Linked DNA regions of Homo sapiens: region 1 is linked to region 2. A link is a loop called in an ENCODE intact Hi-C map of the cell type or tissue named here. Cell type or tissue: transverse colon. All regions are shown on one strand. Links, peaks and the distances in the headings refer to the core of each region. The heading gives the core; the rest is flanking DNA. Region 1 overlaps SMYD3 (SET and MYND domain containing 3). Region 2 overlaps LOC102724382 (a long non-coding RNA gene).

What was found. Hi-C counts contacts between places; a loop is a spot of excess contacts. Peaks named below come from ENCODE experiments on the same cell type or tissue, not always from the same donor. Only the 100,000 strongest peaks of a DNase experiment are listed, where the experiment ranks them.
Region 1: it touches region 2 in a loop (9-fold over the local background); 92 of 110 quality-filtered maps call a loop at or near these places.

The regions. Positions count from the first base shown.
Region 1 is chr1:246,490,091-246,505,251 of GRCh38, reverse strand. All of the region lies in intron 1 of SMYD3 (SET and MYND domain containing 3), which reads left to right. Among named protein-coding and RNA genes, the nearest start is that of SMYD3, 9.6 kb to the left of the region's middle. In transverse colon, for the core only: a CTCF peak has its summit at 7,754 (motif pointing left); no DNase peak of the experiment used is centred there.
Region 2 is chr1:246,689,195-246,704,355 of GRCh38, reverse strand. It overlaps LOC102724382 (a long non-coding RNA gene), which reads right to left. Exons shown (of 3, transcript XR_949364.3): 2 at 14,142-14,203; 3 at 11,827-12,888. Among named protein-coding and RNA genes, the nearest start is that of SCCPDH, 28 kb to the left of the region's middle. RefSeq lists enhancers at 4,876-5,305, 14,002-14,522. In transverse colon, for the core only: CTCF peaks have their summits at 4,991 (motif pointing right) and 7,675 (motif pointing right); DNase peaks (open chromatin) are centred at 5,025 and 7,755; H3K4me3 peaks cover 1,193 bases; H3K27ac peaks cover 1,905 bases.

The sequences.
Region 1 (15,161 bases), core at 2,945-10,944, 200 kb after region 2:
AGGCAGGCTCACTCTACTTCCCACCGATAGTTATCCAGTGGGGAAATCAGCAAACATAAACATAGAAAAAGGGATATAAGTAAATGCTAAGCATCTAAACAAAACAAGCTAAACAGATTCTTCATAATGACTGACAAATACTTACTAGTATTTTACACAGACACAAAATATTTGCACTTACTTTGGATTGCCAGGATACACAGTTCACTTGTGTTGTGGTAGTAGTTGCTCTGTTTGAACACTCCCATTTTAGTGGTTATAGTGTTCCAAAGAGCCTGGTTGGGAATCACTGCAACCTGAAAATAGTGTTAGGGAAATGTTAGCGCATTGTTTGATGCAGTTTTCTGCCACTGTTGAATGCCTGTCCTTGAGGGATAAGTTTCTGTATTACTTGTCATCTTGTAAGTAAAATTTGTTTCTCTTTATTCACTGTCCATTGTGAAGTCTTTAAGAATAGTGCATCTTTCAGTTTTTGTAGCCCCAGTGTCTAACACATAGTAAGCCCTTAGTTTTAGTATGAATGTCTGGCAGAATTTTCCTCCTAACTGCCCCTGTCCTTCTGCTGCCTTCCATCTGAATTAAGTATGGAATGAAAATGTTAGTTTGTAGCAATTAACAGTTACATGGGAAAGGAAAAATCAAAATAGAATTAAAAAAACAGATATTGATGATAATTACAGTCATGCACTGCATAACGACATTTTGGTCAGCGAAAGACCAGATACATGACAGTGGCCCTGTATGATTATATCATTTTTTAACTGTACTTTTTCTGTGTTTAGGTACATTTAGATACACAAATACTTACCATTGTTTTACAGTTACCTACAGTATTCAGTACAGTAACACGCGGTGCAGGTTTATAGCCTCAGAGCAGTAGGCAGTACAGACAATACCTGCTAGCCTAGGTGTGTAGCAGGCTGTATGTACAGTCTGGGTTTGTGTGAGGATACACCATGATGTTCCTACAACAATGAAATCACCTCATGATGTCCTTAAGGGATGCACATCTCTACTTCCTTAGGCTCCAGAAACAATGGTTACCAAGTTTTACATGATTTCCTTTGCTCTAGAGCTGTTTTGATTAGTAGCTTTAGTTCTGTATACTTGTTTTTGTTAATGGAGAAAGGTGAACCTGCTTCATGGCTTATCTTACCTTTTTCCTCTCATTAAGGAATGGCTTCTGGTTTTTCCGTGTTGTGCCTGGAAAAGAAAATGAAGTATGTAAGTTGTAGAAAGAGTAAATGGCAATGAAATTATAACCTGAAATCACTTTTTTTTTTTTTTTTTTTTTTTTAAGATGGAGTTTTGCTCTTGTTGCCCAGGCTGGAGTGCAATGGTGTGATCTTGGCTCACCACAACCTCCGCCTCCCAGGTGCAAGCGATTCTCCTGCCTCAGCCTCCTTAATAGCTTGGATTACAGACCACGCCTGGCTAATTTTTGTATTTTTAGTAGAGATGGGGTTTCACCATGTTAGTCAGGCTGGTCTCAAACTCCTGACCTCAGGTGATCTACCCGCCTCAGCCTCCTTAAGTGCTGGGATTACAGGCGTGAGCCGCTGTCCCCGGCCTGAAATCACTTATATTGTCCTTCTGCCGTTGCATGCATTTTTAATTTGATGGAGGTAGAACAGGTTGGTTGACAATTGGGTATGAGTTATGTGTATTTCCCGTTTGCTTTGGTGAGTGCAGCACATAAAATTCCATTGTTATGATTGTATTTGTAAACCTTCTCACTCCCTAGTGTAGTGCTCTAAGTCTAATCTTTTTTATATCCCCAGGGCCTACCACATGGGAGATGTTAATCATTCAAGGATTAATATTTTGGGGAACTTGAAGTCGCTGTATGTTTGTCTTTGGTTTTCTCAAGTTCCAAGTTGCCTGCAGCTTCCATATCAAGAGTTACTTCTGGCAAACTCTAATGATAGTTTCTTCTGTAGGGTAAAGAGAATAGCTCATCTGGCATTAAGGCTGAGAATGAGGCTTAGTGCCTCCCAGGAGGAAGGAGGATGACTTGGAAGTAGACGTGTCATCCCTTTCAGTCCTGGTGGATTGTGGGCAGCGGGGGGACAGAGGTAGGGAAAACAGATTGTGAGAAATATGTGTTCTGATCTTTCTTGGCTGGCTAAAGTTCTAGGGTTAGGGTGGGGATGTTAAATGGGTTGAGGGGACGGTCAGCAGTAGAAGGCCTTTTGCTCTGCTCCTTATGTGGAATCTTGAGAGGAGATGTTATGCAGGTTAGTGATAGGCCAACACGGGCCTATAGCACAGCAGTGGTAGAAGGAAGTGGCTAGATAGTTGAGTTTGTGGTACCAGGGGATTCTGAAATGCTCTCATACCACTGTGAAGGAGGTGGAGGAGCTTATTGGCCTGGTGGAACAGCTGGCGTCATGACAAAAGACTGTGTGACTATAGACTGAATGTCAGGATCACAGACTCCAGGGATGAGAGCCAGCATGACATCCTAAAAGATGAGATGGGACCAGTTCAGCCATAGGACCTGATTACCTCCTTGCAGCAGAGACCAGTGAGGATCCAGAGAAACAACACAGATCCAAGGTCTTCTTGCCACTATTTCTTCTAGGATGTCCGATAAGACCTTGGAGGGAAATCTACCCGAAAGCAGCCATTTAAACCAGCCCGGGTAAGGAGTTAAACAAAGTCTGAGTATTAACTGGAAGAGATTGAGATATTGTTTGACAAGTTTTAAATTTCCTGGATATTTATTAGAGTAGATATTCATGAGGAATATTAGATTAATTATAGAAAAAATGGCGCATATTCAGGAGACAGATTAGATGAGTTATAGAAGATAAAGCAGGCTGGGCATGGTGGCTCATGCCTGTAGTCCCAGCACTTTGGGAGGTCGAGGCAGGTGGATCGCTTGAGCCCATAAGTTCAAGATGAGCCTGTGCGACATGGCAAAACCCTGTCTCTACTAAAAATACAAATAATTACCTGGGTGCATGCCTGTAGTCCCAGCTACTCAGAAGGCTGAGGTGGGAGAATCAATTGAGCCCAGGAGGTGGAGGTTGCAGTGAGTGGTGATCACGCCACTGCACTCCAGCCTGGGTGACAGAGTGAGACCCTGTCTCAAAAAAAAAGAAAAAAAAAAAGGCAGCTGCATTTGAGTTGCAGTGTGAGTAAATGTGACCAGGCAATAAAGGGTAATAACTCACTGTGTTTGGTGAGATGATGGAATGTCTCTTGGCCAAGGACTGAACCTGGGGTGGAGATGGAAGGGAACATCTTCATATATGAGGGTAAGAAGAAGAGGTGCCAGAAAAGGCAACAGCAGTGGTGATTGAAAAGTTTAAGGACCGCTAGGGAAGTGGTTGCTAAGTGACTCAGCCTTAGGAGAGATTGGAAATAGTCTTCTAGGAGAGAAGCATAAATTGCCTCGTGAAATGTAGGATTGTTGAAAAGTGCTGAGGGTCTACTTAAAACTTGTGTTTGTTTATTTAAAGTGGGAACAGTTAGTTGGGTCATGTTTCCTTTCTCTCCCAATTGCCAGCTGCTTGGCTATGAGAACTGGATTTACCTAGGATTGCTAGGTTAGCATGATGGACGGAGAGAGGGGACGGGAAGTTGAAGTTGTAGGCAAGGGAGGGTGTAATTGTGGATCATGGTTTCTCAGGTAGGGAATGAGGTCGTAAGGAAGGTGATGGCCAGTGAAATGTGGCCGAATCAATGGATTAGAGGTCCTCATGTGGTCAGAGAAATGGTGAGTGGTCAGATAATGGGTTGACTTGATATGTACATGCTTAGAAGTAGTGTGTGTCTTGATACAACAGGTACGGGGTGTGGCAGAATGTGGCCAAGGTAGGGAGTAAGAAAAGATTTTTGGTCAGGAAACCCAAAGGCTGAGGTTAGTTGAATTATCTAAATAATGAAGTTACTAAGAATGTTAGACATTGGCATGAATAGTTTCAGCAAAGGCAGAATTCTCACATTGGCTAAAATAACCCAAGGTTTAAGGGTCAGTAGAGTAGAAGAGGCTAGTGGAGACAAGGAAGCACTTACCTCTGTGAAAATAATGTAAAAAGACGTTACTGGGTTTACGGCTGATTTTGTAAAATATGGTTAGCACCAGGCGTAAGTGAATTGCTGCAGTGTTACAGACTCTTCCTTGGAGGCCCTGAAGGTCAAGCAACTAGCAAAATCATTTCAAAGAGCAGAACCTTGAACGATGGCTTGAAGTAGGATTTGCAACTTCCTGGGCAGTGGCTAATGGGTCTAGGATTTGAAATAAGGTGGAAGAATTGATAATAATGTGGTTTGGGAAAGGACTTTATGGATGTGACTACATTTTTCTTTTTAAGTGGGAGTCATAATTCCTGTTTCTTCTACTGCTTCCTTTTCTTCTGTAACGAGGTTTGGGAAAGGGCTTTATGGCTGAGCCCTGGTGAAAACATTTGGTCCATGTGAATGCCACAGCAGAGGGCGTTCTTAATCAGACAGGATGACCTGCTTTGTGGATAGCAGTAAGTTGTTCTTCAGACAGCCTGGTGCTTGCTCAAAAGGCTCAAGAACAGAGCAACCATGGGGACGGGGATAGAGGCTGGTGCCTGGAACTCAACAATACAGACTTCCCCTCATGATAGCCATGTGGCTTCTGCTGGTACAGAGTGCCCAGTTTGCTGCCAGTAGTAACTGGTCCTGATTCCCCAAATGGCAACACATCTTCAGGACCAGCCAGCCACCTTGTGTCGGGTTATTATGGTAGAACTTTTTGTCATGGAGGAGTCAGTTGGAATATCAATTTTTTTCCTGTACTTGGATTTGTCTTCCCTGTGTGTAATACCACCATCTCTAAGATCCACTGAGAATCTTTGATAGAGCTGTGATATTCCCCACAAGGTTGCCTCTGACCTTCCCAGAAAGAATTAGAGCAATGGGCTAATGCTTGTGGTTTTGACTGTTTATGTTTGCCGATTTCCTCATTGGAAGACTATTGGTGGGATGTAGACCAAGTCTGCCTTCTATCGAAAAAGCCAAAAAGGCTAAATACCTTCTCAACCTCCCTTGCAGCTAGGGTGCGGGCAGTGACCTAAGTTCGGTCAATCTAAGATGCTCTCTGAGGACTTTGAATAAAAGCCAGTATCACAAAGAAGAATGGTTGAGAGAATCACTCTCCAGCAACAACCAGTTTCCCAAGGAGCAGCAGCAGCAGCAGGGCCCAGTGTCTGTGGTGATGGTAGTGCAGAATCCAGCATTATCAGGCAACAGAAGCGATACAGTCCCCAGCCCCAGCCCCTGCTCTTAACATACTCTGGCATTTAAGGCAGCTGGTGTTATAGACCAGTGGTTCTCAGACCTTTTAGTCTCAGGACCCCTTTATCCTTTTACAAATTATCAAAATGGATTTGATAGGGATTTAAAAAACGTTATTGAGAGTGCTGATGATGTTTTGTTTATGTGGGTTTTATCTATTTATATTTATTGCATAAAAATTAAAACTAAGTTTTGAAAATACCTATTTAAACATAAATTTAAGGCAGGGCGTGGTGGCTCACACCTGTAATTCCAGCACTTTGGGAGGCCGAGGTGGGCAGATCACATGAGCCCAGGAGTTTGAGACCAGCCTGGCCAACGTAGCGAAACCCCGTCTCTACTAAAAATACAAAAATTAGCCAGATGTGGTGGTGCATGCCTGTAATCAAGCTACTTTGGAGGCTGAGGCAGGAGAATCGCTTGCACCTGGGAGGTGGAGGCTGCAGTGAGCTGAGACTGCGCCACTGCACTCCAGCCTGGGTGACACAGTGAGACCCTGCCTCCAAAAAATACCCAACAACAACAAAACAACAATAACAAAAATATATATATGTGTGTGTGTGTGTGTGTGTGTGTATATTTGATGGTTTGGTTACTTAAAAAATTGTTACATATATGTAAATTTATTATGTTGTAACAATTTTTTAAGGAATCAAACTATATTTTCTTTTTTTGAGATAGAGTCTCGCTTTGTTGCCCAGGCTGGAGTGCAGTGGTACAATCTCGGCTCACTGCAACCTCTGCCTCCTGGGTTCAAGCGATTGTCCTGCCTCAGTCCCCCGAATAGCTGGGACTATAGGCCCGTGTGTATTTTTTAAAACAACGAAAATTTAATGAGAATTGCATTGCTTTACATTTTTTTCATGTCTCTCTAAAGTCTGGCTTAATCAAGTGGTGGCTTACACCTGTAATCCCAGTGCTTTGTTAGGACGAGGTGGGAGGATCATTTGAGGCCAGGAGCTCACAACCACCTTGGGCAACATAGGGAAACTTCATCTTGTTAAAAAAAAAAACAAAAAATTATCTGGGTGGGATGGTGTGCACCCTTGTAATCACAGTTACTTGGGAGGCTGAGGTGGGAGGATCACTTGAGCCTAGGAGGTCAAGGCTGCAGTGAGCCATGATCGTGCCACTGGACTCCAGCCTGGGGGGTATAAGCATTCAGACCGTAGCGTCTGGTTCATCTTATATTTTTTCTTTTTAAGATAAGCAAGTATATATGTGTGTTCTTTTTTTTTTTTTTTTTTGAGACGGAGTCTTGCTCTGTTGCCCAGGCTAAAGTGCAGTGGTGCGATCTCGGCTCACTGCCAGCTCCGTCTCCCAGGTTCACACTATTCTCCTGCCTCAGCCTCCCGAGTAGCTGGGACTACAGGCACCCGCCATCACGCCTGGCTAATTTTTTGTATTTTTAGTAGAGACAGGGTTTCACCATTAGCCAGGATGGTCTCGATCTCCTGACCTCGTGATCCACCCGCCTCGGCCTCCCAAAGTGCTGGGATTACAGGCGTGAGCCACTGTGCCCGGCCTATATGTGTGTTCTTATTTTCCATTCTTAGTTTTGCACTTGCTTCATTATCTTTGTGTCTACTGGAAATCACTCTACTATCAGTTCATGGAGATCTTCCTTATTCGTTATAGCTCCATAATGCTCAATTTTATGTATCCACTGTACTTTCTAATTTCCTATGTGTGGATATTTAGGCAATTTCCAGTATTTTGCAATTGTGCATATTGCTCTAATGAATAACCTTGCATGTGTGTATTTTTATATTGTTGCTGGTGTATCTTCAGGGTAGATTCCTCAAAATGGGATTTCTGGGTCAAGGTGTAAATACCTATGTGGGGTTGTACCATTTTGCATTCCCACTAATGATGTATGTGAGTACTTGTTTCCCTTAGCTTTGCAGCCTGAACTTTTGAATTTTTGCTAAGCTTATGGGTGAGAAGTGGGATCTTAGTATAGTTTTAATTTGCATTTAAATTGCATTATGGGTGAAGTTAAACATCTTTTCATGTGTTTAAAGGCCATATTTATATCTTTTTGTGATTTGTCTGTATTTATCTTTTGCTCATTTTTCTTGTTTTTTCCTTTTCTTTTTTTTTTTCCTCTAGAGACTGGGGTCTCCCTGTGTTACCCAGGCTGTAATGCAGTGGTTTGATCATAGGTCACTGCAGCCTTGAATTCCTGGGCTCAAGTGATCCTCCCTCCTCAGCCTCCAGAATTTTCTGAGCAGCTGAGACCACAGGCGTGCAACATCATACCCAGCTAATTAAAAGAAAATTTTTTTTTAGAGATGAGATCTCCCTAGGAGGCTGTCCTCCCACTCACTTTGAGATTCTTTTGGGGGTTCTCTGATTTGATTTTACATTTAACTGTATATGCTACCATCTGTAGCACCTCGTAGATCAAGTTTCAGATGATTTTCCATTTCTATCTGGGAGTTCCCCATTATCTCTTAATCAGATGTGATGCTCCCTCTGGTGGACAATGGAGTAAAAAGCATACAAATATTTTTCAGAAAGGCAACTTATTTTTTAGCCACTAAAACACTGTCTCTGAGTGGTCTCCTTCATGAACCCCCTTTCCAAACTGTTCTTAGCCTCTGACATTTGCCATTAACTCTTATTTTGAATTAGACCAAAAAAGGGCAAACAAGTTAAATTTTGTCATAAATATCTATATAAAACTCACTAATGAAATTTACATGGTATAGTGGCTTATTGATGATGACCATGTTTTTCACAATAAGAGTCGAAACCTATGTTTGAAACTAGTAGTTTTACTTGGAGTTGGTATGATCTGGAGGGAAAATTGTGCTTGTTGATCTCCTTACAGTTTATTACTACAAGAAGATTCTGTGTAAATGAGTTTTTCCCCTAGTTTTTGACATAATAATTACTTGTTAGTATAGAAAAAATAAAGGCCACTTGTGGGATAACCTTGTGTTTTATATCTCATTCTACTATTTGAAAAGTGAAAATGGACAGAGCCATTACTAGTTGTTTAAATATAGTACAATCAAGAATGTTTCCTTTTTAAAGTTTACTTGTTGCCAGTTTACTGTTTTATACACGGCCTATTCATGTTTAGTTTTAAACATTTAAAAGCATTTATAACAGTAGGCTAATATTGATCTTTTTGTTTGTTTGTTTGAGACAGAGTCTCACTCTGTCACCCAGGCTGGAGTGCAGTGGTGTGCTCCTGGCTCACTGCAGCCTCAACCTCCTGGCTGAAGTCATCCTCCTACCTCAGCCTTGAGTAGCTGGGACCACAGGCATGCACCACCATGCCCGGCTAATTTTTATATTTTTTGTAGAGATGGGGTTTCACCATGTTGCCCAGCCTGGTCTTGAACTCCTGGGCTCAAGCAATTCACCTGCATCGGCCTCCCAAAGTGCTGGGACTACAGGCATGAGCTACCGCATCTGGCCAATACTGATTTTTAAAATTCATTACTTGGGTTGAGAATTATAATGTAAGCAAGTCCTCTTTTTGTTGTTCTTATAGCATTTGCAGCAAAAATAAATAAGAGCAACCACAAGGGGATAAGATAGATTGATAGACTGGGCAGATTTGAATATATAAAAGTTAAAAACATCCTTATGTTAATGAACCATCTTATAATGAAAAAAATCAAGAAACTGGCCAGGCGTGGTGGCTCACGCCTGTAATCCCAGCACCTTGGGAGGCTGAGACGGGCAGATCACGAGGTCAAGAGATAGAGACCATCCTGGCCAACATGGTGAAATCCCATCTCTACTAAAAATACAAAATTAGCCGGGCGTGGTGGTGTGCGCCTGTAATCCCAACCACTTGGGAGGCTGAGGCAGGAGAATCGCTTGAACCCGGGAGGCAGAGGTTACGGGGAGTTGAGATCATGCCACTGCACTCCAGCCTGGCGACAGAGTGAGACTCCATATCAAAACAATAACAACAACAACAACAAAAAATCAAGAAACTGACGAAAATATTTCAACATAAAAAGGAATATTATTATTATTATTATTATTTTTTGAGGTGAAGTCTCACTGTCACCCAGGCTGGAGTACAGTGGCATGATCTGAGCTCACTGCAGCCTTCGCCTCCCAGGTTCAAGCAATTCTGCCACCTAAGCCGCCTACCTCCGCCCTCTGAGTAGCTGGGACCACAGATGCGTGCCACCACCCCTGGCTAATTTTTTTTTTTTATTTGGTATTTTTGGTAGAGATGGGGTTTTGCCATTTACTCAGGCTGGTCTTGATCTCCTGAGCTCAAGTGATCCCCCTGCCTTGGCCTCCCAAAGTGCTGGGATTACAGGTGTGAGTCACTCGCATGGCCAAAAAGTGTATATTTGTAATATGTAAAAATTGTTCATAAACTGATAAGAGAAAGCAACTTACTTCTGAAGTAACTAACTAGTTCTTGGGACTTTTTCCCTCTTTGTGTTTGTCTTTGAACAGCTCTCATCTTTAGATTTCCTTTGAGAAATTCCCTTGTAACTCGTTGGTTCTCGACATTGGCTACACATTGAAAGCACTCGGGGAGATTTAAGAAATGCTGGTGCATGGGTCCTGCCCTCAGAGATTCTCATTTAATTTGTCTGGAGTGTGGCTGGAGCATAGACCTTTTTTTTTTTTTTTTTTTTTTTTGAGACGGAGTCTTGCTCTGTCACCCAGGCTGGAGTGCAGTGGCATGATCTCGGCTCACAGCAAGCTCCGCCTCCCGGGTTCATGCCATTCTCCTGCCTCAGCCTCCCGAGTAGCTGGGACTACAGGCGCCCGCCACCACGCCTGGCTAATTTTTTGTATTTTTAGTAGAGATGGGGTTTCACCGTGTTAGCCAGGATGGTCTCGATCTCCTGACCTCGTGATCCACCCGCCTTGGCCTCCCAAAGTGCTGGGATTACAGGCGTGAGCCACCGCGCCCGGCAGAGCATAGACATTTTTAATACTCCCCAGATTATTATAGAGCAGTCTGGGTTGACAGCTCCTATCTTTCTTTTCCATCTTCACTGACTCCCTGCTTCTCTGTGCCTTTATATCCAAGGGCTAAGGTAAAATTGCCACAGCTGGGATTAGTCCAACTGCTTATAATATCTATAAATAATTCTGCATGTTCAGTTTTAAACTGGACATTGACATTAGCATGTTCTGTTTACATTTAAATAATTGTCATAGGTAGGACAAACAGGAATTATGTTGAATTTTTAATTGGCATGGTTATGATAGATGTTTCTCACAAATGAATTTGAGTATATAAAAATTTAATCCTTGTTAGCATTTTTTAGCTGCTGTGTTTACGTCTTGTTAGAAAGTAGATGTTAATTGGAAAGATTTATGTTGTACCAATGATCAAGAAACCTTGGGTAGTAGGTAACAGTTTCTCTGGGCAGTTTAATTTTTGAGTTTTTGACTCTAATATTGGATGCTCAGTTTTAGTGGTGAAAACTTAAGCATCTTACAAAAAGACTTACTTAAAATCTATGAATCATTGGTATTTTACACATTTACCTGTGGAATTTAAAAATATCCAGATGTCTGAGCAACATCCTTAAGGGTCCCATAATTGTTTAAAGCTTCACAGGTAATGCTAATGCATAGCCAGAGTTGAGAACCTTTGGGAAAGGAATAAAAAAAAAGTCATGATACCAGTGAAATAAGTGGTAGAGATAACAACTATGGAGGAATAACTAATTGGGAAATGTGCATACATTGTTTAGTAGACCATTATGACTGCAGCGAAGTGCTGTTTGTATAGATGATAGATTATAAGTTGGGATAGCGTCTGTGATACAGAAGGCCTTGCTGAGGTTAAGAGATTTTGAACTTTATTTTCTAGGTACAACTCTTGAGGAGCCCATAGAGATTTTTGGGCTGCAGTATGAGGTGCACATGGAAGATTTGTGTAGGAGTCCTGATTTGGGTGAATTTTGTGATGAGGGAGAGAAGTGGAAAGACTGGAGATGAGGATTCCAGTTAGGAGAAAATGTGCGTTATTCTAGATGTGAAGTGATGAAGGCCTGAGCTAGGGGACTGGTAGAGGGCCTGGAACCAAACATGTTGAGGAGTTCACCCACGTTGTTGACCGATTAAAGGGCAAGGAAGCAGTGAAGGGTGAGTGCTGGGTTTTGAGCTAGAACTATTGGAATAGTGGTGACAGTACTGCTCTGTGGTGAAGGGTGAGTGCTGGGTTTTGAGCTGGAACTATTGGAATAGTGGTGACAGTACTGCTCTGTGGTGAAGGGTGAGTGCTGGGTTTTGAGCTGGAACTATTGGAATAGTGGTGACAGTAGTGCTCTGTGGTGAAGGGTGAGTGCTGGGTTTTGAACTATTGGAATAGTGGTGATACTACTGCTCTGTGAAGTCATTGGTGTGAGTGTGATCTCCCAGTAGTAAGTTAGGCAGCAAAAGATAGCATTGCTGAGGATCAAGCTTAAGAGAAAAAGCTTCTCAGGATTGGGAGACCATAGAAGACCTCCATAAATGGGTTAATAGTGCCCCTTTTTGGCCTAGTTTTTACTGCCTGGGTAAGTAGGGTAAGTAAGTTAATCTGAGTCTCAGTTTTGCCTTTTTGAAATGAAGGTATTGAGTGATTTCTGACATCCTTTTTAAGTTTTCTGCAGTTTTAGAAACCATTTATGTATTTGCTACAGCTGCCTCCTCCTACTCCTCTTTCTTTTTATTTATTTATTTTTTCAGAGAGACAAGGTCTCACTATGTTGTCCAGGCTGGCCTCAAACTCCTGGCCTCAAGTGATCCTCCTACCTCAGCCCCCCTCTCCTCCCCCCCAGTAGCTAGGACTACAGACCAATGTGCCTGGCCACCTCCTCCTTTTTTTGTAACAGCTTTATTGAGATATAACTCATATACCATACCATTTGCCTATTTAAAGTGATATAAAGTAACATTAACTTTACCCTTTTATTTATTTAAGTGTACCCTTCGGTGGCATTAAGTACATACTAATATCACCATAATCAACTTTAGAAAATTCTTATCACCCACAAAAGAAACAATGTACCTTAAGGCTGTCTTCCACTGTAATTAAACAGAGGAAAACATAAGGATTAAACCCTTGAATTGAGGCTTTACCATGTACCTGCCTTGTGAATTTACAGGGCCAGTTAGAAATCCCTTCCAGTTCAAACCGGCTCCTTGCAGTGCTGACCCACGAGGTGGCAGTGTGGGAACACTAGGAAGGAAAAGGGCTGGAGGAATCCACCTCTATATTTAGAAACAGGCTGTACACAGTTAACATCTATTTGTAGTGGTACATGTAGTTGTTATCCAGGCATCCTCAGAGGATCATAGATTGAAAGTCTCCTAGCTGAAGATTTTGCTAATGCAGAGTAGTGGCCTTACTTGTTGGTCATGTTTCCTAGTCATCTAAACCTGTGTTAACCTTCTTGCCTGGTTTCTATCGTTTGTTAAATAGTGACTCTTTCATCATTTAAATGACTCTTGCTGTGTCTGGGAATCGTCTGTCTAGTCTTTCAGCCATTTTTTGTTTCTCGCTTACCTTTTTGCCCCAGTACTTTCTTGGGTCCCTTTCTACCCTATCCATCGTTTGTCCTTTTTCCTCCTAGTCAGGAGCCATCGGCGTTCTCTGAGATACCGGTTCTTAGCTTTAGCTGCACACTGGAATCACCTGGGGAGCTTGGAAAAATCCTGATGCCTAGGCTACACTCAGTACTGATCGAATCAGAGCCTTTGGAGGTGGGACGCAGGCATCATTATTTTTTAATCTCTAATTACCTACTAAATATTTTTCTGTCATCATCTTTTATTCAGTCTGAAAAACATGGACTAATTTAACTAGATTAAATAAAAATATAGATTTTAAATATTATAGATTAGATTTATAATATTTCAGTTGGATGCTATCCACTCAAGCGATGTATGAGTCTCAACTTTTTCTCTTGAATTGCCTACTAACAGTTTTTTTTATTCTTACTTGGAAATGTCACTTATATTGCTTTCTTTCTTCTATTCCTACTGCCACCATCCTAGAACAGGCTCTAGCTTTAGTTCCTGCCGTCCAGCCAGGGAGCACATCGGTAGTTGAACAGAGTTGCGTTCAGACATGATTACAGAGTGGTCTTGTTTTCGTTTTGATCCATCACGGTCACAGAGTGGCCTTGTCTGAGGTCCATGTTCTGTGAAATTGTGTATGTTCAACAGAAGGACACCAGTGCCTCCCTGTGAGGGCCTGGCCAGCTTGGAGCAACACCTGCCTACCTGATAGTATCGGTCAGTTCCTGCAGCTCCTCTCTAGAGGACCGATGGTATCAGCCAGGGGCAGCTCCTCTCTAGAGCTGTGTCTTAGTTGATTATATCTGTTTGCAGATCCTCCCTACTGCAATCTGTTCTATGAAGTGTTGCCATATTAGTAGTCTTCCTTAAATATGCCTTTAATGACTGATTCTTATTTCTCTCTCTTTTTTTTTTTTTTTTATTTGAGACGAAGTTTCGCTCTTGTTGCCGAGGCTGGAGTGCAATGGTGCGATCTCGGCTCACTGCCACCTCCACCTCCTGGGTTCAAGCGATTCTCCTGCTTCAGCCTCCCCGCTAGCTGGAATTACCGGTGTCCGCTACCATGCTTAGCTAATTTTTTTGTATTTTTAGTACAGACGGAGTTTTGCCATGTTGGCCAGGCTGGTCTTGAACTCCTGACCTTAGGTAATATGCCTGCCTCGGCCTCCCAGAGTGCTGGGATTACAGGCGTGATCCACCGCGCCCGGCTGACAGATTCTTATTTCATCAAGCATAACTAGTGGTCCTTTCTAATCTGGCCCAACTCTGGCCAGCTTTATTTCCCAGTGTATCCTGTGTTTTAGTCTGACTGGTCTCAGTGCCTTGTGAACCGGTCATACTTACTCTCACTTTGGTGCTTTCCCTTGTCTTATCCTCTTTATGAGTTATGTGAGTTGGGGCAAACTACTTAACAGCTCTGAACTTTGTTTTCTTAATCTTGAACCCTGCCTCTTCAGATTATCCTCAGAATTAAAAGAGATAAAACATGTGGAAGTATTTTGTGTATAACAGGTACTCATACTTAATACGTGTTCTTTCCTTGCTCTACTTAGTTCTCATTGATTGATCTTTTTAAAAGACCATTTATTTATTTAATTTGAGACAGGGTCTCACTCTGTTGCCCAGGCTGGGGTGCAGTGGCATGATCATGGCTCACTGCAGCCTTGACTTCCCAGACTCAAACGATCCTCCCACCTCAGCCTCCAGAATAGCTGGGAACACAGGTGCCTGCCACTATACCTGGCTAATTTTTTAATTGTTTGTAGAAACAGAGTCTCACTGTGTTGCCCAGACTGATCTCCTGGGCTCAAGCAGTCCTCTCCCCTTGGCCTCCCAAAGTGCTGGGAGTATAGGTGTGAGCCATTGAGTCCAGCCCTCAGCGATTGGTCGGTGGAATTTAGGTATTATTATATAATTTAGGTCTTAATTTGGTTATTAGGTTTTATTAGTTATTTGCCCTGTGGTCTTAGCCTTCTTGAGGACGGAGACCTTGTCTTATTTTTCTGTGAATCCCAAGACCCTAGTTCATTGCTAAGTACACAAGGATGTTCAATAAATGTCTCAGTGACTGAAATTTGCAGGATTATCAGAGCACTCTGTCTGCAGATAACATCTGAGACATTTTCTGAGTATTTTTTGAAACTGACTCCTTCTCTTGATTATTATTACCACTCTTAGTTGGTACTACTGATTATGGAAGCTAGTAAGATTAGGGTCACTGGCTGAATTATTAGTATCAAATCTATAATTCTGTGTAGTCACCAGAAATAGTATGTCACAGCGAATGTTTATAGGTGGTTATTTAATTCATCTATGAAAATGACTTAAGTCAGGCACAGTGGCTCACGCCTATACTGCCAGCACTTTGGGAGGTC
Region 2 (15,161 bases), core at 4,278-12,277:
CCACCCCCCAGGTTCAAGCGATTCTCCTGCCTCAACTTCCCGTGTAGCTGGGATTACGGTGTGCACCGCCATGCCTGGCTGATTATTGTGTTTTTAGTAGAGATGGGGTTTCGCCATGGTAGCCAGGCTGGTCTCAAACTCCTGACCTCAAGCAATCCACCCACCTTGGCCTCTCAAAGTGCTGGGATTACAAGTGTGAGCCACCGCCTGCATTGGTGATTTTAGTAGGAACTATTCTAAGGTGATCCCCAAACGACCCTTGTCCTTGTGTCACTTCCTTCCCGTAAATGTAGGTAGAGCCTGTGAATGTGAAGAGCTGCCGCTCCTGTGGCTATGTGACCTTCAACGACGAGGAATTTCACAGATGTAGTTAAGGTCTCAAATAAATTTATCTGAAATTTGAGAGATTACTCAAATGGGCCTAGCCATTTAAATCCTGGTCTAGAGATCAAGACGGAGGAAGCCAGAAATGTGAATTTCAAGAAGGGCTCAATGTGTCTTTGATGGCTTAAAGATACAGGAAACCCCAGGGCCGGGAGTGCAGGGAGCCTCTCGGAGCTGAAGCAGCTCCTGGCTGACAGCCAGCGAGGAAACCAGGAAACCTGGGTCTTGCAACCACAAGGAACTGAATTCTGCCAACGACAAGAATGAGTTTTAAAGCAGATTTTGCCCGGAGCCTCCAGATGGGAACTCAGCCTGGTCCGCAACTTGATTTCAGCCCAGACATGCTGTGCCAGGCTTTTTTATTTATTTATGTAGAGAAGGAGTCTCGCTCTGTTGCCCAGGCTGGAGTGCAGTGGCGTGATCTCGGCTTGCTACGCTACAACCTCTGCCTCCCGGGTTCAAACGATTCTTCTGCCTCAGCCTCCTGAGTAGCTGGGATTACAGGCGCGTGCCACCATGCCCAGCTAATTTTTGTATTTTCAGTAGAGATGGGGTTTCACCATGTTGGCCAGGCTGGTCTCGAATACCTGACCTCAGGTGATCCACCCACCTCAGCCTCCCAAAGTGCTGGGATTACAGGTGTGAGCCACCGCACCCAGCCAGCAGTTTTCTAATTCTATTGTTCCTTCTGTATTTATCAGCTGGAAGTTGGGAAAATAATTTCTTCATCAACTATTTGTTTACTCTGAAATATTACTGCTAAGGAAAAACAGGAAAAAATACCTGATTTTTTCTTTTTACCAATTTTCAAGATGATAACAGATCAAGTAATATTTTTAGAATCATTATAAACTAATGGGTTTTTATTTGTTTAATATGTTTCAATACATCACAGTCAAAATTTTTCTTGATATTCAAATTGTCCCATCTTTGGCCACTAGTATTCCCTTCAAGTTAGCATCTGTATTCTTTTTTTCTTCTTTATTGAGGTATAAAATAAATATAATAAAGTTTTAAAATACATTACCCTGAAATGTAGAAATCATTGAATTTTAATATATATACGCACCCTGCAACCACCACTCAGATCAAGATACAGGATGTTCCCAGCACCAGAGGATTTCCCTGTACTCCTTTTCATTCAGCACCATCCTCTCCAGGGGTAACCACTATTCTGATTTATTGAACTTCATATAAAAGGAATCATTCAGCCAGGTGCAGTGGCTCACACCTGTAATCCCAGCACTTTGGGAGGCCGAGGTGAGTGGATCACCTAAAGTCGGGAGTTTGAGACCAGCCTGGCCAACGTGGTGAAACCCCATCTCTACTAAAGATACAAAAATTAGCCAGGTGAGGTGGCACATCCCTGTAATCCCAGCTACTCGGGAGGCTGAGGCAGGAGAATCACTTGAACCTGGGAGGCGGAGCTCGCAGTGAGCCAAGATCGTGCCACTGCACTCCAGCCTGGGCAACAGAGCGAGACTCTGTCTCAAGAAAAGAAAGGAATCATTTGGTATGCACTCTTTTTGTATCTGGTTTCTTTCATTCAGCATAATGTCTAAGATTCATCCATATTGCTGCATATATCAGTAATTCCTTATTTTTATTGCTGTATAACACTATGCCATATGAATATAGTTTTTAGTTAAATTTTTATTCTTTTTTTCCTTTTTTTTTTTCTTTGTGAGATGGAGTCTCACTCTGTTTCCCCGGCTGGAGTGCAATGGCGCAATCTTAGCTCACTGCAATCTCCGCCTCCCGGGTTCAAGTGATTTTCCTGCCTCAGCCTCCCGAGTAGCTGGGACTACAGGTATGCACCACCACACTCAACTTATTTTTGTATTTTTGGTAGAGATGGGGTTTCACCATGTTGGCCAGGCTGGTCTCAAACTCCTGACCTCAAGTTATCCACCCACTTTGGCCTCCCAAATTGGTCGGAGTATAGGCATGAGCCACTGTGCCTGGCCAGTTTAGTTTTTTGTTTGTTTGCTTTTTGTTTTTTGATTTTTGTTTTTTTTTTTGAGACAGAGTCTTGCTCTGTCGCCCAGGCTGGAGTGCAGTGGTGCGATCTCGGCTCACTGCAAGCTCCGCCTCCTGGGTTCACGCCATCCTCCTGCCTCAGCCTCCCAAGTAGCTGGGACTACAGGCGCCCGCCACCACGCCCGACTAATTTTTTTTTTGTATCTTTAGTAGAGATGGGGTTTCACTATGTTGGCCAGGATGGTCTTGATCTCCTGACCTTGTGATCCACCCGCCTCGGCCTCCCAAAGTGCTGGGATTACACGTGTGAGCAGTTTAGTTTTTATTCTGCTGCTGATAGCTAATTGGGACACTTCTAGCTTTACTATTATGAATAAGGCTGCTCTGAACTTTCTCATACACAAGGCTTACTACTCAAGTGTACTCATTTCTCTTGGATTTATACCTAGGAGTGAAATTGCCAGAGTAAAGGGTAGGTGTATGTTTAGCTCTGGTAGATCCTGCTAAGCAGTTTTCAAAAGTGGCTGCTTCGGTTAACACTTCAACTAGTAACTGATGAGAGAAAGTTCCAGTTGCTCCCTAACATCATCAACACTTGGTATTCCCCATCCTTTTAATTTTTGAGTTGTTATGTAATGATATTTCATTGCACTTTTAATGTGTGTTTACCTGGTAACTAATGATATAGATCACATTTTCTTATGTCTTTTGGTCATTTGGATATCCTCTTTTTTTTTTTTTTGAGACAGAATCTCGCTCTGTTGCCCAGGCTGGAGTGCAGTGGTGCAATCTCGGCTCACTGCAAGCTCCGTCTCCCGGGTTCACGCCATTCTCCTGCCTCAGCCTCCCAAGTAGCTGGGACTACAGGCGCCGGCCACCACACCCGGCTAATTTTTTGTACATTTAGTAGAGACGGGGTTTCACCATGTTAGCCAGGATGGTCTTGATCTCCTGACCTCGTGATCCACCCGCCTCAGCCTCCCAAAGTGCTGGGATTACAGGCATGAGCCACCGCACCCGGCTATAATCAGAATAATTTATTATGAAAATTAAAATATTCTCAAAATGAGTAAGGAGGATTAACATGTGACATCTAATGAAACATATTGATTTAATCATGTATGGCCTCCAGCTAATTACACACCCACATCTAGCTGTGAGACACACTCTGCTGTTGCCAACTGTCATCTGCACATGTAAGTTTCCAAATTCCATAAGTGAGGTGACTCGAAGTCATAAGAGAAAACTATATTTTGGTTGCCTGATAGTGACTCTCATCTCTGCCTTCCAAGAATCTATGCAGAACTGTGAGGAATCCAGGTTTTGTTTCATCCAGACCCAGGCTTGCCACGAGACATACCTTTAGGCTGCCTGGCATGTATTAATATTCCAGGAAACGGTGCGTTATGCTGGGTTTGGGCCTTTTTTCATTCTATTTCATATACATCTGGCACATATACAAATGTAAATGTCATTTCCATAATAGTTCTTATTGAGCCAGGTGCAGTGGCTTATGCCAGTAATTCCAGCACTTTGAGAGGCCAAGGTGGGAGAATTACTTGAGCCCAGGAGTTTGAGACCAGCCTGAGCAACATGGTGAAACCCCATCTCTACAAAAATAAATAAATTAGCCAGACGTGGTGGCAGGCACCTGCGGTCCCAGCTACTCAGGAGGCTAAGGTGGGAAGATTGATTGAGCCCAGGAGTTTGAGGTTGCAGTGAGCCCAGGAGTTTGAGTGCCGTGATGGCGCCACGGCACCCCAGCCTGGGCGACGACAAGACCCTGTCTCAAACCACCCCCAACCAAAAAAACCCCAAAATAGTTGTTATTCTTTTTTTCCTATATTTTCTGTGAACCCAATAGCAGTGGTTTATGCAATATCTTTCCTAAGTCCTAGTAAGAACAAAACTCCCACAAATTACTGCAAACTAGAACATTTCAAATAAATATTCTATAATAACAAAAATGATACAAGTTGGCCAGACGCCGTGGTTCACGCCTGTAATCCCAGCACTTTGGAGGCCGAGGCAGGCAGATCACCTGAGCTCAGGAGTTCGAGACAAGCCTGGCCAACACGGCAAAACCCCATATCTACTAAAACAAAACAAAACAAAACAAAACAAATACAAAAAATCAACTGGGCGTGGTGGCGCACGCCTGTAGTCCCAGCTACTCAGGAGGCTGAGGCAGGAGAATCACTTGAGCCTGGGAAGTAGAGGTTGCAGTGAGCCGAGATTGTGTCACTGCACTCCAGCCTCGGTGACAAAGTGAGACCCTGTCTCAAAAAAAAAAAAAAAAAAGATACAACTCATAAAACAAAATGATAAATACATTGGCACACACTGTGTCACATAGTAAGGGCTGGATTCCTAAGTTAATGAAGATTATTTAGTTGTCATCTTTATGAACATAAAACATTTCATATAAAAAGGAAATATCTCATTTAATTATCAAACAACCTGTAGGATGGGCACTCCGACCCCTGTTTTTCGCGTCTGAGGCCCGTGCACTGTCCTTCCTCGCTTTGTGTTTCGTTTCCAGGGCCTCTTACCAAGGTGTCTCTCTGGTCCTCGCTGTGAGGTGGGTCTTGGTTTCTCCGGACTGAATACTTCCTTCAGGAAGGGAACTTGTGGGGTCACTAGATGGCGCTCTCCGGCTCCTCTTGCCCGAAGGCGGCGTATTTTGATTGGCTTGTGTACTTCCCGGATCAAAGCACCTCTGGGCATTTTCATAACGACTCTTCTTACTGTTTGGGCTATAAATAGCCAGTGACTCTGCTCCACACAGCGTCCCCAGCCTAAGCCCTGCTTGAAGCCCTGTTTGTCTCCCTCAGGAGACCGAGCCCATCTGTTTCACTCTCTTCCTGAGATCATTCTCAGAAGTAGATTAAGCATGTTTCTTTTTCTCTTTTTAATTTAAACTCTACTTATTCATTTTGTAGAGATGGGGGTCTCACTATGTTGCCCAGGCTGGTCTCAAACTCCTAAACTCAAGTAATCCTCCCACTTCGGCTCCCAAAGTGCAGGGATTAGAGGCGTGAGCCACCCCGCCCGGCCACCTAAGCGGTTTTTAGCCCAGCAGCAGAAACATCTAGCAAATAGGAGCCCCACTAGCCACTCCCTCATTAGAAGATGTAAGGGGCATCTATGGGACATAATCCAATATAGGCACAGAGAACCACAGTTGCTGTTTTTCCTTCGGTTGCTCCTCCCTGGATGGGCCATACAGAATTCTGTCTCCTATAGCAGGAGGCTCACAGGCACCCCGTGGGAGGGAGATCTTCTAGCATGCAGAACACCATTTGACACTTACTAACAGGTGGCAATGGATGTTGATATGAAAGAGGTTGGTTTGCCTTCGTGGTGCTCCTCCCTGAGGTATCTGTGGGTCCAAGGCAAATGAAACACAGAAGGCTGTGGGAGGGAAGCTGGGAGAGTGGAGACTGAATGAGTGGGAAAGGAAGATGGGGTTTCCTGGTGCCCACCCTTGGTGGTCTAAGCACAGGTGAAGGGTTACCTAAGGAATCAGTAAAGAAATATTTGCAGCCGGCGCGGTGGCTCACGCCTGTAATCCCAGCACATTGGGAGGCCGAGGCAGGAGGATCACTCGAGGCAAGAAGTTTGAGACCAGCCTGGCCAACGTGGTGAAACCCCGTCTCTACAAAAAATACAAAATTTAGCCGGGCATGGTGGCACACGCTTGTAATTCCAGCTACTCAGGAGGCTGAGGCAGGAGAATTGCCTGAACCCAGGAGGCAGAGGATGCAGTGAGCCAAGATCATGCCTGGGTGACAGAGCAAGAGTCCGTCTCAAAAAAAGGAAGAAAGAAAGAAATGTTTGCACCATCATCTAGCCCTTTGGGTAAGAATGAGTTCTGAACACCCAGCAGGAGCATCATGTAGGTAGGCACAGTGACGAGTGGGACTGCCATCCTCCTTGGCTCACACAATTCTACCAGACCGGTTTACTGCAACGTCCTCTGTCTCCCCAGGAATGCACGCTAGAATCAAGGCAGGGAAACTGATGTTCAGTGGGAATATCTGGGTAAGCACTATCAAACACATTTACTAGCTCTCTTGAGACCAAAGCCATCCAAATTAGACTGCTGATATCTATTTGTTTACAGGAATTAAATAAGGATAAGAGAGCCAGGCATGGTGGCAGTGCCTGTGGTCCCAGGTACTCAGGAGGCTGAGGCGGGAGGATCACATAGGCCAGGAGCTCGAGGCTGCAGTGATTGTACCAGCGCACTGCAGCCTGGGGGACAGAGCGAGACCTCATCTCTCTCTCTCTTTTTTTTTTTTTTTTCAGATGGAGTCTCTCTGTCACCCAGGTTGGAGTGCAGTGGCGTGATCTCGGTTCACTGCAACCTCTGCCTCCTGGGTTCAAGCGATTCTCCTGCCTTAGCCTCCCGAGTAGTTGGGACTACAGGTGTGCACCACCACGCCCGGCTAATTTTTGTATTTTTAGTAGAAATGGGGTTTCACCATACTGGCCAGGCTGGTCTCCAACTCCTGACCTTGTGATCCGTCCACCTCAGCCTCCCAAAGTGCTGGGATTACAGGCATGAGCCATGGCGCCCGGCCGACCTCATCTCTTAAAAAAAAAAAAAAAAGAAAGATTTAAACCAACAACAAAAAACCCCTAACAAACATGTGATAGTTGGATTGCGAATACCGATTGGATTAGGGTGTGGCTGAGAAAACCTTGACCCAGCAGGGGCAGAAAGAAGGCACTGCCTTCGGGGCTGGATCAGAGAGGTGCTTTCCCGAGCGGCTTCCTGAGCTGCTCAGCGTTCTGGAGAGAAGGTGGCTTATTTCTGCCCCTTCCCCTGCGGCCGCTGGGCCACGCTCTGGAGGCCGGAGCCCTCCGTGTGCGCCTCTGCTCTGACTCCCGAGGGATGTCGGGCAGCTGAAGCCAGGCAGGGCTCCCGGGTGTGTGACTGTGGTTGTGAGAGTGTCCTCATGCCACATGACAGCGTGGGAAAGGGGCTTGTCTGTTCCTGTAAGGGCACCAAGGCTTCCTGGTTGTATCATTTCCCTTTGGATTTTTGACAGGATCCTTCCCATTCCCAGTGGATTCGGGAAAATCCTTTCGGGCCACTGGTCAGCATTCTTTTCCTCCAGCGAGCTGGGGCACCTCCATAAAGCTGACAGGCAAGGCGCAGGGCCCTCCTCACCACACACACACAGACACACACACACACACACACACACACACACACACGCCTACACACACACACACACACACACACACACACACACACACACACGCCTTTCAGTCACCGCAGGGCAGGGCCCCTGCGCCCAGCATGATGCTGTTCCTTTTGGAAACCACGAGGTGGCGCTGCTGAGACAAGGTCAAAGGTGAGGCTCGTTCCCCTGCGCTGCGAGCAAGAGGCGGCGCCCCTGGTCTGAGTCCTCAGCAGGATCCTGTCCTGGCTGCCGGTGCTGTGGCTTATTCATTGATTTTCCCATCACTTCAGCAAACATTGACTGAGTGCTACCAGGAGCCAAGAAATGGACAATGATCCATGTTCATTGCTATAGTACCTGAACACTTAAAAACACGCTCCCGGGCGGGTGACGCACGCCTGTAATCCCAGCTACTGAGACCTACTGAGGAGGCTGAGGCAGGAGAATCGCTTCAACCCGGGAGGTGGAGGCTGCAGTGAGCCGAGATCGCGCCACTGCACTCCAGCCTGGGCGACAGAGCGAGACTCTATCTCAAAGCAAAACAAAATAAGACAAAAACAAAACCAAGAAAACACGTTTTCAGGAGCTCCCAGGTCCCCAAGTGGAGCTGGAGAGGCTGCGACAGCCCAGGTCTTGAGGAACAGGTGGGTTTTGTAGGTGAGCTTGAATATAGGGGGCGCGGGTGCAGAGGGAGCCTGGCAGGTGTGGGGCAGCCAAGCCAAGGCAAATGGGTGTGACTGACAGTGAGGAGGCTAGACTAGAAAAAGCCTCTCTGGAGGCCTCAGTTTCTTTATCTGTCAAATGAGCTCCAGAGACTCAATGCAGCACTGCCAGGTCCCTCGCCTGGTAGAAGGAAGGGTACCCATGACAGGCTGTAAGAGGCATCCTCGATCATGAGATCATGAGATGGACAGGCCTGCACCCAAACCCCAGCTCAGCCCGCTACTATTTCCGTGCCTCTGACAAGTCCCTTACCTCGCTGACCTCCTGCTTCCTCTTGTAGAAAATGAGATTGATGGGCTGGGCATGGTGGCTTATGTCTGTCATCCCAGCACTTTGAGACACTGAGGCAGGAGAATCCCTCAAGGCCAGGAGTCTGAGACCAGCTTGGGCAATACAGTGAGACCCCATCTCTATGAAAAAATTTTGAAAAATTAGCCGGGCGTGGTGGTGCACACCTGTGGTCCCAAGTACTCGGGAGGCTGAGGTGGGAGGATCGCTTAAGCCCAGGAGTTCACAGCTGCAGTAAGCTATGATTGCACCACTGCACTCCAGTCTGGGCAACAGAGAAAGACCCTGTCTCAAAAAAACAAAACAAAACAAAACAACAACAACAAAAAGAAAGAAAATAAAACAAAATTGATGATACTTGCTTTGATTTGGGAGAATGTATTCTGGCAGGGTTTCAGAGCCAGGAGGCTGTGCTCAAGTTCCGACTCAGCCACTTAGTAATTGTGTGTCCTTGGGAAGTCACTGAACCTCGCTGAGTCAGAGTTTCTTCATGCCTTACATGACTACACCCAGTCTACCTTATAGAATTAATGAAAACTTAAATAAGGTGGTGTTTCCAATCCAGGAGCTAGAGCATAACGGGTGCTGAGTTATTACTTTTCCCTCTTAACTCATGTAGCACTTGCTACCAGAAGTAGAGTTCAGCAATGCGTCCTGCCTTGATTTGCTGATTAATGTTATGTTTGTTGGCCTTGTCTCCGCAACAAGATTTTAAACTTCATAAGGTCATGGACCATGTTGCCGAGCACCATGCCCAGCACACAGTAAGCATGGAATATACAGTCTCCAGCCAAGCACCATGCCCAGCACATGGTAAGCACGGAATATACAGTCTCCAGCCGAGCACCAAGGGCAGTTCACTGATATCGGGGGAACCCACCCACAATATATCAATGTAGGTTCTTTCTATTTTCTATAAGTGTCAGACTGCTGAGAAATAAAGAGAAAGAGTACAAAGAGAGGAATTTTATAGCTGGGCCGCTGGGGGTGATATCACATATCACCGTGATGCCCACCTGAGCCTCAAACCAGCAAGTTTTTTATTAAGGGTTTCAAAAGGGGAAGGGGTGTAAGAACAGAGAGTAGGTACAAAGATCACATGCTTCAAAGGGCAAAAAGCAGAACAAAGATCACATGCTTCTGAGGGAACAGGACAAAAGGCAAAGCAGAACTACTGATAAGGGTCCAACAAAGATCCCAAGGCAAAGGGCAAAAGCAGAACTACTGTTAAGGGTCTATATTCAGCGATGCATGTATTGTCTTGATAAACATCTTAAACAACAGAAAACAGGGTTCGAGAGCAGAGAACCAGTCCGACCACAAATTTACCAGGGCGGAGTTTTTCCCCACCCTAATAAGCCTGAGGGTACTGCAGGAGACCAGGGTATATATCTCAGTCCTTTCCTCAACCGCATAAGGCAGACATTCCCAGAGCAGCCGTTTATAGACCTCCCCCCAGGAATGCGTTCCTTTCCCAGGGTATTAATGTTAACATTCTTTGCTAGGAAAAGAATTTAGTGATATCTCTCCTACTTGCAAGAAGAAAAATATGGCTCTTTTTTGCCCGACACTGCAGGCAGTCAGACCTTATGATTGTCTTCCCTTGTTCCCTAAAAATCACTGTTATTCTGTTCTTTTTCAAGGTGCACTGATTTCATATTTGTTCAAACACATGTTTTACAATCAATTTGTACAGTTAACACAGTTATCACAGTGGTCCTGTGGTGATGTACATCCTCAGCTTACAAAGATAATAGGATTAAGAGATTAAAGTAAAGGCAGGCATAAGAAATTATAAAAGTATTATTTGGGAACTGATAAATGTCCATGAAATCTTCACAATTCATGTTCCTCTGCTGCGGCTCCAGCCGGTCCCTCCGTTCGGAGTCCCGGACTTCCCACAACAACTCAGACTATGGCACTTTCTAGTTTTCTCTTAGAGACAGGGTCTTGCTCTGTCACTCACGCTGGAGTGCAGTGGTATGATCACAGCTCACTGAAGCCTTGACCTCCCAGGCTCAAGTGATACTTCCACCTCAACCTCCCAAGTAGCTAGGACTACGGGTGTGCACCATGGCACCTGGCTAATTTTTTAATTTTTGGTAGGGGCAGGGTCTTGCTATATTGCCCAGACTTGTCTCCAATTCCTGGCCTCAAGTGATCCTTTCACCTCGGCCTCCCAAAGTGCTGGGATTACAGGTGTGAGTCACCATGGGCAATAGCATTTTCACTGATCCAAACAGTATTTGAGGAGATGCTATATTCAGGCTTATACATTCTAGAACTTTTCCTTTTCAAGATTTAAACTTCCTGTATAACAATGTCCTATATCTTGTGGCTGCTAATAACTGGAATAATAATAGCTAACTTTATTGAATGTTTACTGTGTGCTTTATACACATGATCTCATTTAATCTTCATAACAACCTGACGAGGTGATTTATTATTATTCCCACTTTACAGATGAGAAAACTGAGGCTCAGGAAAGTTAAGTAACAAGTGAAGTTTCCACAGCTAGTACTGTAAGTGGGAGAACTGAGATTTAAGTCCAGGTCTTTCTGATACTGGAGTTCTTGCCTGTGAGCACTCTGCAATACTGCCTCCAAAGTAATGACATGCATGCAAGCACCAGGCACATAATAGGTACTCAATAAAAGTTGGCTCTCTTCCTTCAATCAAGAAGTGTATCAAAGGCTGGGCAAGGTGGCTCACACCTGTAATCTAACACTTTGGAAGGCCAAGGAGGAAGGATTGTTTGAGCCCAGGAGTCTGAAACCAGCTGGGCAACATAGTGAGACCTCATCTCTACAAAATATAGAAAAAATTAGCCAAGTGTTGGTGGCACACACCTGTAATCCCAGCTACTTGGGAGGCTGAGGTAGGAGGATCACCTGAGCCCAGGAGGCCGAGGTTGCAGTGAGCTGTGTTTGCACCATTGTACTCCATCCTGAGTGACAGAGTGAGACCCTGAAGCAAGCAAGCAAGCAAACAAGCAAGCAAGAAAGAGAAGGAAGGAAGGGAGGGAGGGAGGGAGGGAAGGAGGGAGGAAGGGAGGGAGGGAGGGAGGGAGTAAGGGAGGGAGGGAGGGAGGGAGGGAGTAAGGGAGGGAGGGAGGGAGGAAGGGAGGGAGGGAGGGAGGGAGGGAGGAAGGAAGGGAGGGAGGGAGGGAAGGAGGAAGGAAGGGAGGGAGGGAGGAAGGGAGGGAGGGAGGGAGGGAGGAAGGGAGGGAGGGAAAAGAAGGGAGTCTAGGATGAAGTGGGCACCTAAGCAGGTGAATAGGATAGGTAAAATCTCATCCCTGCCCTCAGGCGGTAGACACTCTCCAGTCATAAGCTCTAATGTGCTGTAGAAAAGCCTCAGGTTCTCAGGGGTTTTCCAGCTGAGCATCTGGAAGGCCGCAGTGCAGTTCTGTGTCCAAGCACTGCAGAGCCTCATGCAACAGTCTCATCACTCGGTGCGACCCTCCTGGAAGGTCTGTTCCCAGGGGAGGCTACAGCGAGGCAAGGGGAATGCAAGAGTTCCTAGCCAGGCTAGGACCTCAACTTGGCATTCGCGAGAGACAGATTCTCTGTGTCCCCCGTCCCAGCCCTGAAACCCACAGGAGGTAGAGGAGCAAGCTCTCAGTGAAGGCCTCGTCTCTGGAATCTCTTCTTTGGGGAAAAAACGACATGAGCCTGCCACAGAGCCTGTTTATGAAACAAATCAGAGAGCTATTTTGAGCAATTACCCCCAGCAATCACGACAGCATAACTTGTGTAGTCGGAACTAGGTCACCAAGTAATCTCACCAGCGCCAGAAGAAATTCATCTGGGAAGGACACTAGCTTGGGGAGATGAGATAGGATAGGCCCTGGCCTCTTGTCAAGATATCCAGATTTCAAGGGACAACTGAAGACACAACAGAGACAGGGGCTCACTATGCATTTCCTTTTAAAATTGGCAATAATCTGGCCACAGAATCAAGGTAAAGTTACTGAATCCTCTGGTTCTTGGTTCGGCATGATTGTAGCTGCTGGTGGTTGTCATGGAAACCAGCAGAGGCGTTAGATCTTAGCTCTGACACTCAGGAGAAGCTGAACTTATTCTGTTATGAGCTTTTTTTTTCTCTCTTTTTTTCTTTTTTTTTTTTTTAAATAGAAATTGTCTTGAACCTGGATAAACAGGCCTCAAAGTTTTTCCTCCGCCTGGCTTGGATATGTTTCTGTTTCTGCTTTCTGGCTACACAGAATCTAACGACGCATCAAGAATTGGCCCTGGTGCTCTGTAAGATGTTTTGTTGGGTCTCTTTTCAGTTGCCAGAGACAGAGACCTAAATCGACCTAGGTTAGGTAAGAAAAAATAAAAAGATTCATTATTGAGTAAATTATCAATGTGATATTGAATACCCTTTTTTTACTTTTTAGTTTTTTCATTTAATTCTAATTTTAAAATTTATTTTTTCATTTTACTTTTTTTTCCCCCACAATATAGGTGGGGAAAGACCGAAACTGGTCTGAAAATATTTGGAAACACAAAGACGGCCTTGGGCTGGGCGTGGTGGCTCATGCCTGTAATTCCAGCACTTTGGGAGGCTGAGGCAGGAGGATCACTTGAGCCCAGGAGTTGGAGACCAGCCTGGGTAACAAAGGGAGACTCCTTCTCCACCAAAAATTAAAAAATAAGCCAGGTGCGGTGGTACATGCCTATAGTCCCAGCTACTCAGGAGGCTGAGGTGGGAGGATCACTTGAGTCCAGGAAGTTGAGGTTGCAGTAAACTATGATCACACCACTGCACTCCAGTCTGAGTGACAGTGAGACCCCCATCTCTAAAAAAATTTAAAAAATTAGCTAGGCATGGTGGCACATGCCTGTAGTCCCAGCTACTTGGGAGGCTGAGGCAGGAGGATCACTTGACCCAGGAGGTTGAGGCTGCAGTGAGCTGTGATTGTGCCACTGCACTCCAGCTTGGGTGACAGAGGCAGATCCTGTCTCATTAAAAGGGTGGGAGATGACATTAGGAGTCTCTCTCTGTTTTGCCATCTCTCATCTTCGAGTCCATCACACTCTTGCTCTGTCGCCCAGGCTGGAGTGCCACGGCATGCTCACTGCAACCTCCGCCTCTCGGGCTCAAGCCATCCGTCCACCTCAACCTCCTGAGAAGCTGGGACTACAGGCACGCACTACCACGCTTGGCTAATTTTTCATATATTTTGTAGAGACAGGACTTCACCATGTTGCCCAGGGTGGTCTCAAATACCTGGGCTCAAGCAATCTGCCCGCCTCAGCCTCCCAAAGTGCTAGGATTATAGGCATGAGCCACGGTGCCCAGCCCCATCAGACTCTAAGCCTCCCCCTGGGCAAGGGATGGAGCAGGCAGTTCTGAAGTCACATCCTCACACTCTTTCTGCTTTAGTTTAAGGGAGAGAAGTTGGCTTCGAGGATGAAAAAAAATCCCAGGTGGGTTCTGATTGCCTCAGCTGGGAACAGGTGCCTGCGCCAGGGCCGGCTGCCACGTGTGAGGTGGGACCCGTGTCCTCCGCCCTCTGAGACAGCCAGGTGTTGGAAAGGATCTAAAACACGAATTCCATCTCACGTGTGTATATAGACGGCAGCTCCATTTGTTGTTCCTTCTAGGGGGTCCATACTTGTATCAGTCTGAGTCCAGTCCGGAGAGAGAAATCACGTAGTAATTTGAACAGAGAAAATTCAATATAAAGAATTATTTACTAGAGCAAGGGATTACAGCCATGAGGGGCTGGCTAGTAACAAAGAAAGAAAACTCCAGTGAACCAGCCCCAGGACTGAGAGAGCCCCCACGCCGGCCCCAGGCGGAGATCCAGACCTGTGCAGCTGTGACTCTGAATGGCAGAGAAGTTGTTGTGGTGCCCTGTGGCAAATCCTTCTGGAAGTCGGCCCTCCGAGGTGCCAGGTGTCTTGATTGCTAGAGGCATGCTGCTATAAAAACGGCACCAGGGCTGGCGGGCGCCGGGCTGGGCGGGGAGGTTCCGTCTCCTGGGTGCTGCTGGCTGCAGTCACTGTAGGAGCGGGGCACTGGGGGAACCACCCAGTGAGCACCCTGGAACCCAGAGGCAAGTCAACCTCTTCTCCTTCTCCCGTGTCTCTCTATCACCCTCTACTGGCAAGATTTCAGTGCTAGCTAGCCCGGGAAAAAAATATTTAAAGGTCCAGATCCATTTTCACAGAGTAGTCCAAAAGGGGGAATTTGGAGCTGAGAGTCCAAGATGGAAAAACTGGTCTGGGCGTGGCAGCTCACGCCTGTAATCCCAGCACTTTGGGAGGCCATGCAGGAGAATCACTTGCACCCAGGAGTTAGAGACCAGCCTGGGCAACATAGTGAGATGTCTCTATGAAAAATAAAAATTAAGAAAATTGCCAGTCCTGGTGGTACATGCCTGTAGTCCCAGCTACTTGAGAGGCTGAGGCAAGAGGACAGCTTCAGCCCAGGAGATGGAGGCTGCAGTGAGCTATGGTAGTGCCACTGCACGCCAGGGCCTGGGCAACAGAGCAAGACATTGTTGCAAAAAAAATGTATATATATATATATGATGCATAATACCTCAGATTACTCTCCGTTGGGGAAATATTCAGATTT